Linked DNA regions of Homo sapiens: region 2 is linked to region 1. The links are chromatin loops, found by intact Hi-C in ENCODE. Cell type or tissue: PC-3. All regions are shown on one strand.

The links. Peaks named below come from ENCODE experiments on the same cell type or tissue, not always from the same donor. Only the 100,000 strongest peaks of a DNase experiment are listed, where the experiment ranks them.
Region 2: it touches region 1 in a loop (3-fold over the local background); 1 of 110 quality-filtered maps calls a loop at or near these places.

What each region holds. Positions count from the first base shown.
Region 1 is chr3:87,205,352-87,207,851 of GRCh38, forward strand. No RefSeq gene overlaps it. Among named protein-coding and RNA genes, the nearest start is that of MIR4795, 20 kb to the right of the region's middle. In PC-3, no CTCF peak of the experiment used is centred here; DNase peaks (open chromatin) are centred at 950 and 2,390; H3K4me3 peaks cover 1,063 bases; H3K27ac peaks cover 2,384 bases.
Region 2 is chr3:87,332,616-87,335,115 of GRCh38, forward strand. No RefSeq gene overlaps it. Among named protein-coding and RNA genes, the nearest start is that of POU1F1, 57 kb to the left of the region's middle. In PC-3, no CTCF peak of the experiment used is centred here; a DNase peak (open chromatin) is centred at 996; H3K4me3 peaks cover 900 bases; H3K27ac peaks cover 2,252 bases.

The DNA of each region.
Region 1 (2,500 bases):
TAAACAACAGAAATTTATTTTCTCACAGTTCTGAAGGCTGGAGGTCCAAGATTAGGGTGCCAATAAGCTACATGGTTGGAGTCTGGTAAGGGCTCTTTTTGTAGCTGGCAGATAGTTTCCTCTTCTTTGTGTACTTACATGATCTCTTCTTGGTGAATGAGGTGGGTGTGGGGGGCACAAACAACCTCTTTAGTGTCTATTCTTATAAAGGCAATCCCATTATGAGGGCCATACTGACAGCTCATTTAACCCTAGTTACCTCCCAAAAGTCCCAGCTCCAAACAATACCACATTGGGGGTTAGTGCACCAACATACGAATTTTGGGGTGACAAACATTCGGTTCATAACAACCATTAAATTTCTAGCTTAGAAATTGCATGTTGGTTGAGACAAGAAGTAAAATATCTGTTCCTATATTCCTGGAAGAATAAGATAAATAATTGTCAATTACTTTTTAGTGTATCACATATCTTCGTTGTGTGTTCAGATTACATAAGCATTATTAACACTACTGGACATTTTTATTGATTAATTTTAAATTATGCTAGGTCTTCCACTTATGAGTTTGTGTTTTATTTACATTTATATAAAATAAAAAGAAAAAGAAAGAAATAAAAAAACTACCCAAAATATATAGGATCCAAAAACTATGTAAAATAGTATTTTTACTATTTACTAAAACACTAGTCTCGGTACTGAAAGTCTGAATGTGATTACTCTGACACACAGGGAAGGAAGAGTGACTGAGGAGTTGAGCAGGTGGGTCTGAGGGGATGCTCAGAGTGACAGAGTGATTCTGAGCAGCCATTTCATGGCAAAGTTGAATACACGTTGTGACTCATCCAGTTGTACACTGATAATTTGTATATTTTTCTTTATATACTTTACAACATAAAAAAAATTTAAGAAATGTTATGAATCACACATTTATGAATCACACATTTACTGCTTTTGCAGGAAAGATAAAGAAGACAGCCTCAACCCTCAAGCAAGTCAAAGTCTAAAGAAAGATTCAGACCTGCAAACAGATTGCACAACACAATGTGGTAAATGATAAATGACATATATGAGCAGAGTTCTTTACTAACACAGACGAGGAAATAATTAACTATGCCTGGGGAAATCAGAAAAGATTTTATGATAAGTAGCATTTGAACTGGGTCAGGAAGCATTGTAAGGGCTCATATTGCTACAAGTTAGTTACAAAAATGTAATTTAGTTTTGAAGAACAATTATAAATATAGGTTACCTGATCGTCAATCACCTTCAGGTAGCTCAATATTTATTGATTAACACTAAAAAAAATGTGAACCAGATGCAACCAAGTAAAAAAATCCTTGCCTTATTACCCAGAGTTTTATCTAAAATAGTAATAGTAAGCCTGGACATGTGTTTATGCTCCAACTGTGGATGTCTTTGTCATTGAAATGAGCTTTTCTTTTTTTTAACCATGTGACAATGAAAGGCAGAGGGCAACGAGACAATAGAAGAGATGAAACAGTAAAATGTCACATAAATGCTGATGGAGTACATTATGCAAATTGATACTATGCAAATACTTAAATGTAGTCTTAGTAATGAAGAGATATGAAAACATGAAAAAAATTCTTCAAAAATGGTTGCCAATCATCAGTGGCTGATTATGAATACAAAAAACTAACCCTTGAGGAAAAGAGCAATGGCCACATTCTCATTGATCCAAAATTTAACTGGAAGGAGATGCAGGCTCTGAGATACAGAGTCGCAGCAGCATCCATGTTAACAAGAACTGGAGTTCAAAGAGGAATTACTCTCAACCTTGTATACTGGTAAGAGGGTCTGTTTCAGGGAGTGGTGAGAAAACACATTAATTTTAATGAAATAAAAAGTTTGGCTTAGGAATTTCTGTTTTAGTGGAATTGTATTCTTGAGTACTGCTCTTCTCTGTCAAAGCCACTGTTGAATGATATGCTGGAAAAATTACTCAACCAGAAGTAAAATTTCACATTATTTAAAACCTCTATTTACTTTACTATCATTTTAATTTGGGAAATCCTCACTCTTTTTTCTTTAGCAAAACTCTCTCAAGATGGAACACTCAAATTAGTCAACTGTCAGGAGTGCTCTTGTAAGCTTCAACTCTTAAATTGTGGTTTACTCCTCACAGCCACCTAAATTTTCAGACTTTTCAGTGTCTTTCTCCATACTACATATTTTCTTTAACCTCAACTTGGGAATTCAATAATTCATCCTACTCTATTTTGCAGCTCAATGCTGAATTTAACATAATGGCATTTGCCACACTTTCCTGGATTCTCTTGTTTTGTCATCTTTCTGCTACACTCTCAAAACTATTTACTCCCCATGAATCAATACAAGCCCCACCTTTAATCCTCTTTTATGATGGATGTCTCATCCACTGGTAAAGATGAATCACGTTACAGCATCCCTTAGCATTCACACAAAAATGTGTTTTCTACTTTAAACTACATCAATAAGGTGCTTCCTATTACAATTACA
Region 2 (2,500 bases), 130 kb after region 1:
TAATTGTTAAAGAAAGAAGAAAACAAATAGAGAAAGTTTTGAGGATTGAGTTTGTGGGGGTTGAGAGTGTGAGTTGTGGGAAAGGAGGAAGGTTATGTTGTGATATTAATAAGCATGATCAGTTTCTGCCCTTTTGAAAAGATACAGTCTGAGCAAAGACTAGAGGAAAGTGGTATGTCTGGGGGAACAGCATTTCACACAGGAGGAATAGCTGATGCAAAGACCTCAAGGCAGAATTTGTGCCTGATGCATTCAAGGAGCAGCCAACAGGACGGAGAATAGTACGAAGGGAACTCAGAGAGGAATTGTGTACATGTGGATGAGTAGGGGCCTACGGAACATCTTTTCTGTCTTTTATCTCTCCTTTGCTCTGGCCATCACTGCTTCACCTCGACAGGTAGGACCCAGTAGGTATCACTGCACATCTGGGGCTCGCAGGGCTTGCTCCTAAGTAAATGTGGAAGTGTGCAGTTAACATCCCCTGGAAAAGCCCAAAACCAGTGGGAGATGACTGCTGGTGAATAAGAATTCCCCAATCATATCGTTAAACTAAAATGAAGAATGAGCCTGAAGAATTCCTCAGCAGACAAAGCTAGTTAGGCCTCATAAATAACCTTAACCTTGCTTGATTTGCAAACATAAGTGAAACTTAATTGGGGCCATTTTTTGTAAATGTCTACATGAAAGAAAAATAGCATTTAGGCTTAACTGGTCAGAAGCAGGGACAGACCTTGTAATTTTATAACTAGGGACTTTCCAGTGGGATAGATCAAATAGGCAACAATGTAACTGTAACCAATCAAATATTTTCTTTGCTTTACTTCTGTATTTGCCCCATAAAAGCCTCCCCCTTGCATTTCCTTGGTGGAGCTTCTGAACCACTCTGGTTTGGAGATTACTGATTCATGAGTCACTGTTTACTCAAACTCTTTAAAATTGTATTGCGTCTCAGTCTGCTTTTGAACAATGTATAGGCACAATATTCATGACCTCAGAAGGACCTGGCAGGATTGAGTTGCCCAGAGATAACCATCTCAATGACACATCCGTGGGCATACTTTTCTCCTTCCTCTTGTTCCCTTTCTCTGAGTCTTGAAAGTCACTTTCAAAATAATAAGTTTCTTGCTTGTAAATGCTTGTCTGAGGCTTTGTTTTTTGGGACGATAGAAGGAAAGACAAAGCTAGGAGACTAGAGCATGAAGGATCATGTAGGTCACTTAAGACTTCGTAAAAACTTTAGCTTTCTTTGAGTTCAGGGTTTTGGACCAGGAAGCGAGATGAGCTGACTCAAAAGGAAGAAACTGAGGAAACAGAGAAAGAATACTCTTTATCAATCAAAAGAATGACTCTAGGTTCCAGTAGGCAACTAGCTGTTTGTCTCCCCAGGCAAAAATACAAACTCACAATCTTTAGTCTGGATAATCTCAAGAGAGTTTAAAACCAGGTTAAATAGCCATGCTTAAAGTCTCTTTTTTTCCTGTGGAAAATAAGAAGGAATGGCCTTTCCTTAAGATTGGTACTAGCCTTACATTCTGAGCCTAGTGGAAAAGTTCTAAGTAGGCCTCTGGGATTTTTGTGAAAGTAGATGAGGAATTAAGCTGATTCTAAAAGAGAATACAGTACTTAATTTTTATTCTCTCAACTCCTCGATGTTACCACTGTGGAAGGACAGAAAGCATTTTAAAACATAGAGAATGCAATTAACACAATAAAAATATGTTAATACCAAAAAGTTTGCTTTATATTTGATGTGTCTATGAATGAATTTTAAAGAATGATTGTTACCCAAGGCTTAATGCTTTAAGAATCTGTTGATGAAACCACAAAATAATCTGAATAGACTTTTTTTATAGACCTACAGGAACTCTTGATGTTTATTATATTACCCTTCAAATTATATATTCATTTATTCTAATACAACATAGTTTTTTCTTCAGTATTAGTGCTAAAAGATGTTTTTGTTGTTGTTGCCTACAGTTCTTGTAGTATGAGGGATGTTGGTTTCTGACAAATCAAACAGAAATGATGTTTTTGAACCAAAACCAGAATTTATATGACAAAATTTTAGCTTTCTAGAAGCAGAATTCTCTTTTAATTTATGGGTTTAGTAGCCCTTATAGATACAAACCTTTGTACATATTTTTGAGATTTAGGAGGCTTTCTATAATTACATTGAGAAATCAAAATAAACTTTGACTATGTTCCTAGATTGGATTTCAACTTTACCCTAATATAATAATAGTTTAATACAATTCCAAGCAAATTCCAAGCTTATTTTGTAAAATAAAAATTCTTAGCATGTATAGCTAAGTATACTTATATATCTTAGCATATATAACTAAGATAATTGGAGAAATGAAATGATCTAGAGGAGAATTTGCCTAGCTAGATAATATAAAATATTATGAAAGTACATTTATTAAAGAAATAAAATAGTCAACAGACATAAGAAATCAATAATGAAACCAACAGTTAACTCAGAAATAAAACCTAGGTTTTA